2 separate regions of the Mus musculus genome follow, and region 2 is linked to region 1. Evidence: chromatin loops called from intact Hi-C (ENCODE). Cell type or tissue: heart. All regions are shown on one strand. Links, peaks and the distances in the headings refer to the core of each region. The heading gives the core; the rest is flanking DNA.

What was found. Peaks named below come from ENCODE experiments on the same cell type or tissue, not always from the same donor. Only the 100,000 strongest peaks of a DNase experiment are listed, where the experiment ranks them.
Region 2: a loop joins it to region 1, with 4 times the contacts of the local background. A loop is called at or near these places in 12 of 42 quality-filtered maps.

The regions. Positions count from the first base shown.
Region 1 is chr11:87,501,067-87,509,404 of GRCm38, reverse strand. The region is part of intron 10 of Tex14 (testis expressed gene 14); the gene reads right to left. Among named protein-coding and RNA genes, the nearest start is that of Rnu3b2, 34 kb to the right of the region's middle. In heart, for the core only: a CTCF peak has its summit at 4,506 (motif pointing right); no DNase peak of the experiment used is centred there.
Region 2 is chr11:87,423,213-87,431,550 of GRCm38, reverse strand. The region is part of intron 1 of Tex14 (testis expressed gene 14); the gene reads right to left. It overlaps Gm22068 (a small nuclear RNA gene), which reads right to left and starts at 4,835; the gene lies at 4,672-4,835. RefSeq lists an enhancer at 7,838-8,338. In heart, for the core only: no CTCF peak of the experiment used is centred there; a DNase peak (open chromatin) is centred at 4,720; H3K4me3 peaks cover 695 bases; H3K27ac peaks cover 1,354 bases.

The DNA.
Region 1 (8,338 bases), core at 316-8,315:
TTCCCATACCTGCTTGCCTGACCCTGCATTCCCCAGCGTGCGTGGCCACTTTCCCTTTCTTAGCACTCCATCAAACCACAGGAACCATCCTTCAGTTCCATTAGGAAGACATTACCTCTTCCACACTGCATGAGTAGTTCCCTCTGCCTGGCATGCTCAGTGACTGGCTGTTTCTTGAGACCAAGGCATTAATTTGAAAGATGCCTCCTTAGGGAGCCCTTCTCTAACCATCTACTTTAAAAGTAGTGCTGTTTTACTAGCTACAGTGGTTGTTGTTGTTGTTGTTTATTATATATTGCATGCACTTAAGTTTTATTAAGTTTTTGCTGCTATTTATTATATCTTGTATGCAGCTTTCTGAGAGTAGCTACTTTATTATTTTTTAAAATATATTTTATTACATTTATTTACTGTGTATATGAGTGTGTGCGTGCACACACACGACAGGGCGCACGTGTAGAGTTGAAAGAACAGTTTGTGAGCATGGGCTGTCTCCTCCCACCAAGTGGAACCCTGGGGTCAGCCTCAGGTTGTCAGGCTTAATGGCAAGAGCCTTATCCTATCAAGACCAGGCTGGCATAGAACTCAAGAGATCCACCTGCCCCTGCCTCCTGTGTACTACCATGTCCAGACAATGGCTGCTTCTTTTCTGAACTTATACCCTCTGGGGAATGAGCTGTTTTAGTTCATCAAAGTTCACTGATTGCCTAAACAACTTGCCTCCCAACCAGACATCCTATAAGCCAAATCCAACCATCCTAAATATCTCCCGGACCAATAAGAGGCCTCAGGGTAAGGTTAAGTCAGTACTGACTGCCCATGGCTGTCATCATAATCAAATGAAATTATGGATGTGGCAACCCTCTGTGGTGTATACAGTATTCGTTCCACCAAGTAAGAAATAATATGACTAAGCTGGAGAGGTGGCTCAGTGGTTAAGAGCACTGACTGCTCTTCCAGAAGTCCTGAGTTCAATTCCCAGCACCCACATGATGGCTCACAACCCCCTGTAATGGGATCTGATGCCCTCTTCTGGTATGTCTGAAGACAGCTACAGTGTACTCATACATATAAAATAAATGAATAAATCTTTTTTTTAAAAAAAAAGGAAAAAGAAATAATATGACCATAACTTAGGCAGGCATTTGGTAGAGGCTTGATGCCTGCTCACTGGTAATTAGGAACTACGTTATTACAGTGCTGGGAAGGTAGATCAGTTGGTTTGCATGGTAGTGCATCTAAATACCTAAGGTAGAGCAGGGGCAATTAGAAGCTTAGTATCATACTTAGTATCATGTGCCCTGAGTCCACGGGAAACCCAGACGAGCCCAAGAATTTCGAAGTCTGCTGCAACTCGAAAAAGAGTCTTTTATTGTTTCAAGTTTGAACTCGGATCACCTGCCTAGCACTCACCTCGTGAATGCTGGCAAGCAACCTTGAGTCCAGAAAACACTGGGTTTATACACAGTATAGTTAGGAATCCCGTGAATGTTCACAGAAAAGGGGAGTAGAGGGCTGTAATCATTTGGTGGAATGGTACTGAAGGGGTGGGGGGAGTCTCTTCAGGGACTAATTTTATGACCAGTCGTAACTGACTGTGACCTGACCTCTGATTACCTTTTCTCTATGACCTAAATGTGAGGCTGTAGTCTCCCTTGAGCTTGTTATTTCTCTAAGGTCTCAAGGACAGGTACCTGGAGTTCTGCTGCTTATCAGGAGTGTTGGTTTTTAGAGACACAAAGGCAGGGAGGATGTGGGGGGGGTGTCTTTTGCTGACTCCTCAGAATGTCTTCATTAAGGGGGTGTTTTATGGGTAGTGCCATTCTAACTCTAGGGGAGCAGCCAGGGAGGGCGAGGGAGCCCCGGGCTTGCTGCAGGAGGATGCAGCACAGAAACCAGCTATCTGTGTATCATGCTTGCTGAGGGCTGGAGGGAGGATGGGAGCTTCTGGAGGGGGAGGGTGACAGAGGCAAACTGTCTGAAGTCTCTATATATAGTATCAGTAATTTGGGGGTTACAACAATACTTAGCTATACAGTAAATTTAAGACCAGCCTGGTATACATAAGACCATGGCTCAAAAAAAAAAAAAAAAAGTCTACTATTACAGGCTGGTGAGATAGCTCAGTAGTTAAGAGCTGGGCCTGGTGAGATAGCTCAGTAGTTAAGAGCTGGGCCTGGTGAGATAGGCTCAGTAGTTAAGAGCACTTGCTGCTCTTGCAAAAGATCTGGGTTCAGTTCCAGCACATGGTAGGTAGCAACTGCCTCTAACTCCAGTTCCAGGGGGTTCAACTCCTTCTGCCTTTGTGGGCACCAGGCACACACATGACACACATATATACATACATATAGACAAAACACTCATATACATAAAATAAAAATATTTTTAAAAAAAGATTAATGAAAAGAGAGAAGGCCAGGATGATGACACATGCCTGTAATACCACGTGATGGTCGGAATGAGAACGGCCCCCACAGGCTCATATGTTTGAATACTTAGCCCTAAATCAGTGAAACTGTTTGGAAAAATTAGAAGGTGTGAACTAGTTGGAGGAGGTGTGTCGCTGGGAGGGAGGCTGGCTTTTAGGTTTCAAAGGACTGACACAATTCCCAGGGCTCTCTCTGCCTCTGACCTGAGGATCGAGGTGTGAGCATGCAGCTGTGGGCTGCCTGCATACATTTGCTCTTCCACTGTGGACTCTGACCCTCTGGAGCTGTAAGCTATAAGCTCTATGCAAGGTGCCTTGGCTACGGTGCTTTGTCACAGCAACAGAAAACTAAGGAGGACTTCCCAATACTTGTGAGTCAGAGGCAGGTGCACCTCTCTGAACTCAAGGCCAGCCTGGTTGTCAGGCCTGCCAGGACTACACAGTGAGACCCTGTCTTTAAAAAAAAAAAAAAAGGAAAAAAGTTTAAGTTCTTTGTTGGTCAGGCATAAGCATAGATTTTAGAAGGTAGGATGGGCTTCTTAGACTGAAGTTTCTATCAGTGGAATTATTTTAATGATATTTTAGTTCCTTGAGCATTTTGTACAATTTTGTGTATTTTTTAATCATGTGTAATTTTATCATATTGAACCTTCCCCAGTTCCTATCAGATCCATCTCCATACCTCCCTACCTGCCCAGAAAGACCTTTGACAGAGAACAGAGAGGTTAGCAAACCATGAATTAGAAAATCTGATCCTGGTGCTAGAGAGATGGCTCAGTGGTTAAGAGCACTGACTGCCTCTTCCAGAGGTCCTGAGTTCAATTCTCAGCAACCACATGGTGGCTCACAACCATCTGTAATGAGGTCTGGTGCCCTCTTCTGGTGTGTCTGAAGACAGCTACAGTGTGCTCATATAAATAAAATAAAGAAATGTTTTTTTTTTTTTTTGGGTTTTTTTTTTTTTTTTTGGTGTGTTTTTGAGACAGGGTTTCTCTGTGTAGTCCTGGCTGTCCTGGAACTCACTTTGTAGACCAGGCTGGCCTCGAACTCAGAAATCTGCCTGCCTCTGCCTCCCGAGTGCTGGGCTTAAAGGCGTGTGCCACCACGCCCGCCTAAGAAATGTTTTTAAGAAAAAAGAAAAAGAGCCGGGCGTGGTGGCACACACCTTTAAGCCCAGCACTCGGGAGGCAGAGGCAGGCGGATTTCTGAGTTCGAGGCCAGCCTGCTCTACAAAGTGAGTTCCAGGACAGCCAGGGCTACATGGAGAAACCCTGTCTCGAAAAAAACAAAAACAAAAAAACAAAAAAAAGAAAAAGAAAAAGAAAATCTTATCCTGCTATTTTATTTATATTGCTAAATGGTAAAGTGGGGCTTTGTATACTATGATATGCATACAAATCTAATACATATTTGTCTAGTTAATCTGTAAATTTTGAATATTTACCATATAATTATATATTAAATTAACATAAATTACATTAGCATCACAAAATATCAGTAGGCTTTTTTTGGTTATGGTTTTTGTTTTATGGGGGTGCTAGGGATCAAACACAGACCCTCACATATGGTAGACAAGTGCTCTTCCCCCAGAGGCAATGAGTATTCCATCATCTGTAATATTTTTTAAGAAACTACCCTGCTTCCTTCTTGAAGCTGGGCATTTCTTCAAGGGAACCTCAGGCCTCTGGCTTAGCTAAGGCTCTAGAGAAGGACAAGTCACTTATAAGCAGAATTCAAATCCTTTCTCTTATTTCTCTCACTTTCTTCTCTTACAGCCTTTCTTCTTTCTTTATTAAAGCCAGATGGGGAGGGCTGAGATGCAGCTCAAGTGCTCACTTACTGTATGAGAGGCCCCGTGATCCCCACCCACCCACAGGAACGGGGTGGAATGGTGCTGAGAGTGAGAGACTTGAGAGTCAAGTGGTGTCCTGCCCTAAAGATGTGAGGCCCTAGGACCGATCCCCCGCACCATAATTTAAAAAGAAGTGGGAGAGTTAGAAAACCTCATTTCACTTCAAGATTCCTATTTCTACAGGAGCACAAAACCAGAATAAACTGTTATGCTGTCTTCTCAACAGTAGATGGCACTCCTTACTGACCAATTGTGTTATTTATGTTGACTTCTCTGATAGAATTATCAAACAAAAAGTTAAAAAAAAAAAAGTTAGCTGCTTTGGATTATAGATCCAAAGTAATTAACCCCGATTTTGTCCCACTAAGTGTTCCTTTCATCTACATCCATCCACTCATGCAGCAAATACTGAGTGAATACAACTGCCCTGGCTACTCCATTGTCAATTTGACATGAACTAGAGTTATCTGAGACAAGGGAACCTAAATTGAGAAAATTCCCCTAGGAGACTGGCCTGTGGGCAAGCCTGTGGTACATTTTCCTGGTTAATGACTGATGTAGGAAGACCCAGATCACTGTGGATGGTGCCACAGCTGGGTCAGTGGTCCTGGGTGCTATAAGAACATGGGCCTGGGGCTGGAGAGATTGCTCAGCGGTTAAGAGAACTGATTGCTCTTCCAAATGCCCTGAGTTCAAATCCTAGCAACCACATGGTGGCTCACAACCATCTGTAATGAGATCCAATGCCCTCTTCTGGTGTGTCTGAAGACAGCTACACTGTACTCATATAAATAAAATAAATCTTTAAAAAACAAAAACACCCAGCACTCAGGAGGCAGAGGCAGGAGAATTTCTGAGTTCGAGGCCAGCCTAGTCTACAGAGTGAGTTCCAGGACAGCCAGGGCTACACAGAGAAACCCTGTCTCAAAAAAAAAAAAACAAAAAACAAAACAAAACAAAAACAAACAAACAAAAAGAACACGGGCCCATCAGTACCTGAAAGGATGGGGCCTAGTATTGTGGTTTATACAAATCCATGAGGTAATGCAGCCCAAGGTTACAAGCCTCCCACTTTACCATTGACAGAAGCCCATGGAAGGCTTAAAAGCACTTCTGTTCTCATTTCCCTAGCAGTGAACCTAGGGGTTAGGGGAATAGAATATTTAGAACACAATGATCTATCTAAAAAGACAGGGAACAGATTGGTGAGGCAGTAGGAACAATACAGGACCAAGTGGATTCCCTTTCGGACTCGGACGCCATCATCCAGAAGAGGCCTAAATCTATAGCAGCAGAAAAGGGAGGACCTGCATAGACTTAAAGAATGCTGCTATATTCTAATGCGCTAATACATTAGGAATAGTCAGAGATCCGACAGTTAAACAGTTCAAACAGCCAAAAGGAGAAAAAGCACTAAAAAGCATCCTGAGACTCCTAAAATAGCTACTGGAATGAGAAGGTTGGCTATCTTTAGCAGGGCCTTTTCTCCTGATCATTTTGAACCCTTTATTTGGACCCTACACCCTAAGCTACCAACTCCAGTTCATTACCTCCTTTTTAAAAAAGATTTATTTATTTATTTATTTATTTAATGTATATGAGTACACTGTTGCTGTCTTCAGACACATCAGAAGAGGGCATCAGATCTCATTACAGATGGTTGTGAGCCACCATGTGGTTGCTGGGAATTGAACTCAGGACCTCTGGAAGAGCAGTCAGTGCTCTTAACCACTGAGCCATCTCTCCTGTACCTCATTACCTCCTTTTATGCAAGCTATAAAATTACAAAAGTGTTGACTTCTAGTAGCACAGCAAATGAACCCTAGATGCCTGGCTCCTGATGGAGCAGAATTCTAAAATTGGAGCCATATATGAAATCAATCACCTCCAAAGGGGGGAAGTAAAGGAGAAAGGAAAGCTAGCAAGCTTTAATATTAATTATGAGGTTACAGTGGAATAAGAAACTACTTCTAATCTGAGACAACAGAGCTAACACTGACTTCTGCTTTGTGAGCCTGCTTGCCCCTTCCTCTGCTCTGGAAAGGGTAACAGCTGCTCATCTCCCTTAACAAGGGACCACCATCAATATCTGCTTAGACAACAACTCCTGTTTGCTAAAGATCAAACTGTCTTAACTAGAAACCTGCACAGTTCAGCTTCTGTAAAGCTTGCTCAGCACTGGGGGGAATCTTCCGTTTTGATAGAGATGAAAAGATCATGTTAATGGTCACATGATGATGACAAGGCCTAACCTTATGGAAAACAAGAAATATTTCTCATGGGGCTAGGCCTCTTTAAGCAACAGCCACAGGACACAGCTGTGTGCTAATAAAACAACATCATCCTTTACCACAGAGTGCTGGGAACTTCATGTCAGGGAAGGTTGAGGCCCACAGTCTCTATATAATCTCAGTGCTGGAAGTCCAGAGACAAACGGACCCCTGGAATAGAGAGCAACTGAAGACACTTGATGCTGACCTCTGGTCTCATCAGACACATGTACACAAATTCACATGTGTACACACATATACATGAATGTTCTAAAAATTAGTGCTGGGCATAGCTATAATCCCAATACTCAAGGGGTAAAGACATGAATACCGCCACAAATTTGAGGCCAACTAAGTCTACACAATGGATTCCAGGCCAGTAAGAGCTACATAGCAACATCTAGTGGGAAAAAAAAAAAAAAAAAAAAAAAAAAGACAGGGCTGAAGAGATACCTCAATGGTTAAAAGCACCTACTGCTCTTTCAGAGGACCCAAGTTCAGTTCCTAGCAGCCATGTTGGGTGGTTCAGAGCCATCTATAACTAGCTTCAAGGGCATCTGATGCCAATGTCCTTTCCAGGCAGTTGCACACATGTGCACATACCATATATATACATTAGAAACAATTTTAAAAAGAAAAAATACAAGGGGGAACAATTATATGTGAGCTATACGAGATACTTTAGGTATGATGAGGATGCAGAAAGGGAATAGACTGAAAGTGAGCTCAAATGACCAGGAAGTGTCAACAACAGCCACAAAGGCCTGTGATGCCAGCACTCGAGAGGTAGAGGAAAGAGCATCAGGACTTCAAGGCCATACTTGGTTATCTAACAAGTATATAAGGCTAGCCTGGTCTATTTGAGGCTACAAGTGGCAAATAAAACTAAGAAGACCTTGAAAAGGTGTGTGTGTGTGTGTGTGTGTGTGTGTGTGTGTGTGTGTGTGTGTGTTTAAAAGGCAACTTTTATAGCCAGGAGGTAGTATACACTTCTTCAATTTCAGCACTAAGGAGGCAGAAGGAAGCCGATCTATTGAGTTCAAGGCCAGCCTGATCTACAGAGTGAGTTCCAGGACAGCCAGGGGTTACAGAGAAAAACCCTGTCTGGGGAGGGGGTACAAGGGAGGAGAGACAACTTTTAGATATCAATTCCCTCCTTCTGTCATGGGTTCTGGGGAGCCAATTCAGGTTGTCAGGCTAGTGTAGCAAGCACTTTTACTTGCTGAGCAAGCTATCTCACTGGTCCACCCTGTGTTTTAACTAGGATTGAGAATGGCCATATCTGAGGCTTGCCTGATGATTGCCACCTGACCTTTGCTGAAAAGGTCATAGAAAACTCCAACAGCTCCAGTCAAGCCCTCGCTGATCCCTTGCCTCTCGTAACACCTTCACACCCAAGAGCAGGAGTACCGTCTATGATACTCTAATACTCAAAAGCCATGCCTCACGGTATCTCCATGGCTAGGGTAAAATTCAGAGTCCTTACCAAGGTCCCCAGGACCAATCACAAGCTAGTCCCTGCACTCCTTTCCAGATAGAGCACAAGAAGCACAGAGGCACGGAAAAATAGGAAACTGGGTTTAATCACACTGAATGCCCATGAGTCAGGGCTTGTTCTCAGAACCAGGGACTCGGTAGTGAATAATACAAGTCTGTGAGCTCTCTGAGCTTTGCCTGTAGTAAATTACTGGGAAATGTAAGCACCGAAATCATGCCGCAGCTCAGAAGCAAAGCACCAGGTATGAGTGGCAAGGGGACAGAGGAAGAAGGTCTGTCCTGTGGCTAAGA
Region 2 (8,338 bases), core at 88-8,087, 78 kb after region 1:
CCACTCCCCCTTTTTGGCCCTGGAATTCCCCTGTACTGGGGCATATAAAGTTTGCAAGTCCAATGGGCCTCTCTTTCCAGTGATGGCCGACTAGGCCATCTTTTGATATATATGCAGCTAGAGTCAAGAGCTCCGGGGTACTGGTTAGCTCATAATGTTGTTCCACCTATAGGGTTGCAGATCCCTTTAGCTCCTTGGCTACTTTCTCTAGCTCCTCCATTGGGAGCCCTATGATCCATCCATTAGCTGACTGTGAGCATCCACTTCTGTGTTTGCTGGGCCCCGGCAAAGTCTCACAAGAGACAGCTACATCTGCGTCCTTTCAATAAAATCTTGCTAGTGTATGCAATGGTGTCAGCGTTTTACAGATGCAATTTTAGGGTGAAGCAGTGTGATGGGCAGTCTTAACTGCTGACCTGACAGAAAATCACCTCAGAGGTGCACACCTGTGGGAGATCGTTTTGATTAGGCTAACTGAAGTTGGAAGATCCACCCATGGCAGAGAGCACCGTTTCCCTCATCTGGGATGCTGGGCTGGATAAAGAGGAGGAAGTGAGGCTAGCACAGGCATCTGCTGCTCTCTGTTTATTGGCTGTAGCTATGAAATTGCCCACCTCAAGCACCTCCCGGGGATTTCTCTGCACACCCCCAAACTGGAAGCCGCCGTAAACCCTCACCTTTAAGTTGCTTTTGACAACCACAGCAACAGAAGAAAAAAAAAAAAACTAAACTAAAAACGCAAGACTGATAAGATGTGCCAGGTTCCCCCCACTCTATAGCCCAGGCTAGCCTAAAAGGTGCTAGACAACTTAGGCCTGGCTTCAAACGTCAATCCTTCTGCCTTAGTTTTTAAGTGCTTGGATAACAGGTATGGCTTGCTTACATAGCTAGGCTTGTTGTTGCTGTTGTTTTGATGGCTGTACTTGTGTCTTGACAAGGCCCAGTGTAGCTGAAGTTGACCTAGAACTTCAAATCCAAGTGAAGCTCCAGATCCTCCTGCTTTTCCTCCCAAGTTCTGGGGTTACAGGGCAAGCACAGCCATGCCAGGCTCGTTATTTATTTAACAAGGTGGGGAGGGGATCTCACACTGTAGCCCAGGCTAGCCAAACAAACATAAAGCAATCTGTCTGCCTTAGCCTCTGAATACTGGGGTTATGGGCATAAGCCAAGCAGGAAACCAGATGCAACTAAAAACCATTTTTTTCAGTTCCAGCAATTAAGAACATTTGCTATTCTCACTGAGGACTCAGGTTTGGCTCCCAGAACCCACATGGTAACTCACAAACCATTCACAATTCTAGCTCCAGGGGGTTCACTGCCTTTTTCTGACCTCCTATGACACCAAACACACACATATATTATACAGATATATATGCAAGCAAATTATCCATACACATAAAATAACAGAATTTTTAAAGACTCAGAAAATTCTAAAGGAAGTCTTTAAGACTCAGAAAGTAGGGGGCTGGAGAGATGGCTCAGAGGTTAAGAACATTGATTGTTCTTCAATTCCCAGCAACCACATGGTGCCTCACAACCATGTGTAATGGGATCTGATGCCCTCTTCTGGTGTGTCTGAAGATAGCGACAATGTACTCACATCCATGAAATAAATAAATAAATAAATAAATAAAAAAAAAAAAAAAAAAAAAGACTCAGAAAGTAAACAGCTCAAAAATCTCAGGAAACTTGACAGGTGCATAAAGCCCCTCCTTCCTCAAGGTTATGTAAGCGGCAAGGACTCTAATACAGAGGAGACTCTCCCACTGTCCAGCTGCATTCAGGTTGCATAGAGAGCTCCGGGGTTCCAGCTTTTGGGAGGATCACATATAATGGGGTGGTCTTTTGGTGATGCAGCCGTCTTTGAGTCCTCTATGATCCAGTAAGTAACCCCTCATCCATATCTGTAAGTAACCCAATAAGCTCCCTGGTTCATCTAGTTAAACATCGGTGATATTATTACTCTAGTGTTTCATCAGCTCTCTAGATAGTATGAGGAGACGCTTGCTCAGGTCTCCCAGGAACAGTATCACCCCACAGATGGCAATAGTGGTACATGCCTATAATCCCAGCATTTGGGAAACAGGCAGAAGAATCAGAAATTTAGCAAATTTGAGGCCAATCTGGGCTATGTGGGATCATCTCACCTATCTATCTATCTATCTATCTATCTATCTATCTATCTATAATGAGAAAAAATAATTAGAAGAATATAAGCTCTGAAAGGCTAAGATACAAAAGGAACTATTTCATTGCCAAAGTAAATAAATGTGGGACATAGTATGCTATGTTCCCAGTTTATTCTAAGATCCTGGCCTAGCTTTTTACCTTCTCATGTAACTGGTAAGAACAGGGCAGGATGGTCTTAGAGCAGAGGGCCACGAAAGTTTCCCTTGACTAAAAGCACTGGCCTTCTGGACAGTTCTGTCCTTGCTTAATTCTAGAAATATTTAAGTCAAGATGTCTTTGGTTCTGCTTTGGCCAGAAGTAAAAATACCACAAGGAAAGTCTGTTTCCTCTTCATCTCTCCCCTACATGAGCACCCTTCTTGGAACTTGTACATGAAGACATGAAAAAAATCTGAGAAAGACACCTGAACGTTTCATGGTTGAGCCGTCTCCCTCCCCATCGCTCACCCTAGTCAGTCCTTTACAAAGCCTTACATTCTAAGGCAGGTCAGTGTATCCCACGTCTGAGATCCATTCAGCTCCGCAGGAGCTCTGCCGGCATTCTCTCAAGCTCCCACCTATGAGTCTATAGCAAAACGCCTTTTCTAAATCCATCCTTCTATTGTTCAGGAATTTCATTCTTCAAATTCATAACCTAAGAGTCTAGGGGCCACTAGCTTCAAGTTTTATGTGACTATGAGCTTCTGACACCCTAACTCCTGAGCTAAAAACCCACCTGGGGGGAGAGGACAAGTCTCTGTCAAACTAAAAGGCACCCACTTTCTCCATATTATAATCTTAGAGCAATGATTCAGCACTGATAAAAATGCTCAACTTCTCCAGCCACTAAGGAGGATCACAATACCCAGAGAGCTTGTGAGAACTTTAAATGAGCTAATAGGTGCTAAATACTTAGAGCTGTCCCTGGTACCCAGTAAGCTCTTAATGTGCCTGGGAGCATGTGGTGGTTTAAATACAAATGCCCCTAGAAAGATCACTCATGTTTGTATGCACAGTCCCCAGTTGGTAAAACGAAATCTGTTTTTGGAAACTAGATCTCCAATGTAGAGGTGTTGGGAGATAGAACTTTTAGAGGTGTTTGGGTTAAGGGGCACCACACCTATGAATAAATTAAGCCCCACCCACCCCAAAGAGGTTATCAAGGGAATAGGATGTACTGTTATAAACTATAGTCAGCACTCAATTTCTCCCCCCCGCCCTTTTCTGACTGCCTTCTTTCATGGAATAAGGCAAGAAAACCCTCAACTGGGTGCAACCTATGATAAATAAGTCTCCCCTGGGTGTAGCAATTAACCCTGTAATAACCCCAGCACACGGGAGGCAGAGGTACAAATAGTGCTATGAATGTTGATGCCAGGCCAACCTGGATTATATGAGAGCTTATGCCAAAAACAAGCCATGGGGCACTCCTGCATTTTTATCACTTGGGAAGTAGAGGCAGGATCAAGGTCATAAGCCTTGGAGGCAGGAGACTCATCTGCTACACATGTTCAAGACCAGCCTAGGCTACAAGAAACTCTTTCCTCCCCTGACCCCCAAATAGCAGGGTGTTGCAGTTTATGTTGTAATTCTAATACTCTAATACTCTAATAAGAGACTGAGGCAGAAGAATCAGCAGGTGTGTGAGGTTACACTGTTTTACTTACTTGTTTTGTTTGTTTGTTTGTAGACAGGGTCTCATTATGTAGTTCTGGCTGTTGTGGAACTTATCATGGCCTGGAACACAGATCTGCCTGTCTCTGCCTCCCAAATGCTGGGATTAAAGGTGTGTACCACTATGCCCAGCTGTCTTACTTTTATGTTGCTGTGATGTGACAAAACACTGTCACCATGACAATTTATAAAAGAAAGCATTAACTGGTGCCAGAGAGTTAGAGTTTATGGTAGCATCTCAAAGGCATGGTAGCAGAAACTCACTCACACTTAATTCCATGCCCCAGTCACAAATGGTCCTCCAACAAGAACACCTTTTAGTCCTTCACAAACAGATCTACCAGTGGAGACCAAGCATTCAAACCTAATGAACCTAAGGAGGCCATTTTCACTTAAATCACACACAAAGAATTTTCTATTTAATACAAATTATATATAAATTATAAAGCAATACAAGCCAGGCGTAGTGGCGCATGCCTTTAATCCCAGCACTTGGGAGGCAGGGGCAGGCGGATTTCTGAGTTCGAGGCCGGCCTGGTCTACAGAGTGAGTTCCAGGACGCAGGGCTACACAAAGAGAAACCCTGTCTCAAAAAACAAAAAAAGAAATACAAAATAAGCTGAGTTGACCAATGTCATTTGGGGGTAGTTCAAGACAGGGTTTGTCTGTGTAGCCCTGTGTCTCCCATAGTACACGAAACTATATCTTCCAAGTACTGGGACTAAAAAATAAGGAAAGTAATATATGAGACAAAGAATATAAACTTACAGCACCCGCTAGACATAAAAGAAAACTAAGCACTATAAACCTCTCGTTTAACAACAAGTGTCAGGGGAGAGCGCGAACGCAGTCCCCCACTACCACAAATTATGCAGTCGAGTTTCCCGCATTTGGGGAAATCGCAGGGGTCAGCACATCCGGAGTGCAATGGATAAGCCTCGCCCTGGGAAAACCACCTTCGTGATCATGGTATCTCCCCTGCCAGGTAAGTATGAGTTGCACAGGCTACAGTATCGCCTCACCCTGATCATGGACACACTGTAGAGTTACGGTCAATTATACTATGTGTTCTTTTGACCTTCCTTTCGAGACTACACAGTTTTTATATTACACAGATGAGAACAAAAATTTCTAAATACTTGTTGAAAAGTACCCCGTCCTAAAAAACTCCTCCCCCCCCCCCAAAAAAAATCCCAAGGACCAGCTTTGCTTATTTGCATATCCCCGCCCCTTTAGTGACGTCTCCAAGGTTCCCCCACACACACACTTCCCTTTCTCTTCCGGATGCGTTAACTCTTAAAGCACTCTTTGCTACTATCGCAACGCTTTCACGGTTGTTTTGTTTGTTTGTTTTTTTGTTTGTTGTTGTTTTTCATCTTTTGCTGTTAACAGAAGTTTTTGCTTGGATTTGTCGTGAGCAGTCGGGACTACTCTGAACAAAGCAGCAAGATAGGCTGTTTCAATTGCTACTGCATTTAAGAGAATCAATCAAATTCCTCATTTCTACTTCTCAAAATTGCTAGGAGAATTCTGTCAACAACAAAATTCTGGGAGGACTAAGTACTTATTTGTAAAATGTTGCCTGGGTTTAAGTTGACTTTTGTTCTCAAAAAGTATGCAGCCTTGTAGCTAATATAGGACTGAAGACAAGCTTTTGCTACTAGGGACATAAAATCTGAGTCTGGTCCCAGCACCTACGACGGACTGCGCATAGTTCATCTTTATAAAAGTGTATGTGAGGCCGGGCAGTAGTGGCGCACGCCTGTAATCCCAGCACTTGAGAGGCAGAGGCAGGCGGATTTCTAAGCTTGAGGCCAGCCTGGTCTACACAGAGTGAGTTCCAGGACACCCAGGAATGCACAGAGAAACCCTGTCTCGAAAAACCAAAAAAATAAAAAATAAAATAAAAGTGTATGGGACTGTTTATAGCCTGAAGTGCCCTCAGAGACCAAGAGAATACTTCTTCCTGTTGCAACCAGAGCTAGTTAGCAAGTTTTAAAAATGGCATAGCCAACTAAATAATGCTCTCAAGTGAAACTGAACAGGAACAAATAATACTCCCCAAACTTCAGAAGGCCCTGTCAACAGTAACCTGTTTTTCAACACAAAAAATGTCAAGGGAAAAACATGAACACAATCCCTCCCCCACCACCACAAGTTTAATCCTCAAAGCTTTCAGGTAAGAACTAGAATTGTCCTCTCCCCATGGATAAAGTATTAGCAACGGAGTGATGAAATGACTAAGCAATGCATTCTATCCCATGCCTGGTCACATCTCAGCCTTCCACCCCACAACAGCCTCCTCAACCCTGGCAATGCTTCCTGCACTGGCCAGGATCAGAATGTATCAATACATAGTGTCTAGAAGACACAGCTGAGCCTTGCAAAAAAAAAAAAAAAAAAAAATAGATCTTCCAGGCAGCTCTAAATTCACTACGAGCATAAGCTACCTCTCCTAAGCACTGATGTAATTATGGCTTGTTTTTAAAAATGTATCCATGAGCCTGGGCACCAAAGAGGCTTTTCAGAGGCAGGACGGGCCTCTTGGTCTAGCCTTTAGTAAAACAAGGAATCAAAATTCCTTGCTAATTTTTATTTAATGTTCATTGGTGTTTTGTCTGTCTGTATGTCTGTGTCTGTGTGTATGTATGTTTTGCAAGTATGTATGAAGGTGTCATAACTAGAGTTACAGGTAACTATGAACTGCCATGTCTGGGCTGGGAAGTGAACCGTGATCCTCAGCAAGAGCAGCCAGTGCTCTTAACCGCTACAAATCATCTCTTCAGCCCAGGACTCAGTTTTAAAAATTGGCTTAAAACAGCGTGGATGTCAGTAACTACCTCTCGAAGATGTTTCAAGTGAGATCCTACCACAAAAAAACAAAAACAAAAAATCAAACCCTGACAGTACCATTTGTGTGTGTGTTTATTTGATTGGTTGGTTGTTTTTGAGACAAGTTTTCTCTGTGATGCCTTGGCTGTTCTGAAACTAACTCTGAACAAAGTTGGACTCAAACTCAGAGATCTTCCTGTCTCTGCCTCCTGAGTGCTGGGATTAAAGGCACAAGTCAACACTGCTCTTAGGTTTGTTTGTTTTTGTTTTTAATGAGTATTGGACAGTAAGATCAATCCATGCGTTCATGTGTCCCACTTTAGACATGAGCAGGCTGCTTGAGGATTTTTAATAGGGAAACTAGATCTTGGCAAGATGAGATGTAGCTGGTCTAAACTGAAAAGAACATAGTGGTAATGAACATGGATGCATCAGGGTCACCCATTGAACCCTAAATTTGAAATACCATGGTATATTACAAATACTTAAATATGTTAATTACTGGTGCTGATATGATCCCACCCAGGCATATCTAAATAACTTGTTAGATAACTTCCTGAGCCTTCTGCTTCTACCTTCCTGATGTTTGAACTACAGCTTCACACTCCTTAACATGTAGCTCTATTTTAACAACCAACAAGTTAGCAAGTAGGGCTGAAGAGATGGCTCAGTGATTAAGAGCACTTGTACTGTAGAAGAGACCAGGGTGCAATTTGGGAACCTACATGGTAGCTCAAACACAACTATCCATAACTCCAGTTCCAGAGTATTCAATGCCCTCTTCTGACTTTCTTAGGTGCCAGTCATGCAGGTGGTGCACCTATATATACATACAAGCAAGAAACACTTATACACCCTGGGAGTGGTGTGGCATGCTTTCTTTCTTTACTTATTTATTTATTTATTTATTTATTTATTTATTATAAGTACACTGCGTCAGATCTCGTTACAGGTGGTTGTGAGCCACCATGTGGTTGCTGGGATTTGAACTCCAGACCTTCAGAAGAGCAGTCGGGTGCTCTTACCCACTGAGCCATCTCACCAGCCCCGTGGCATGCTTTTAATTCCAACACTTGAAAGACTTCTATGAGTTCGAGGCCAGCCTAGTCTACCAAGTGAGGCCAGTCAAGGCTGTTACACAGAGTCTTGACGGCTTCCTCACTCCCCCTTCAAGTCTCACAAATAAACAAAAACAAAGAAAACACATACACACAAAGCTAGAACTCATCTTTTTACTATGCAGTGTTGGTTTGAAGCTAGTAACTTAAACATGCTAGGCAACAGTTCTACTACTAACCCATATCCTTTCCTTCAAATTTTGCTTATGCTTCACAACAAAACACAAAACCTGGTACTTTATATGTACCTGGTACTTTATATGTAGACCACGTTGGTCTCTTCCCTGCCTCTGCCTTCCAAAATCTTACAAACCAGTTTTTTGGTACTTAAATTTATAGGTCAACTTAGAGATCAAATTTTATTCAGTGGGAACGATACACCCAGAGTTCTAGGGACATTGTAAACATAATCATATTGTCAGGTGTAGGAAAAGACTTACAAACAGGACAAGCCTTGGGTAATATCAATATCCAGAACCAATCGAATGTAACATTCAATTCAACTGACTGAAAAGTGAGCTTATGCTCTCAGACTGACAGTTTGAA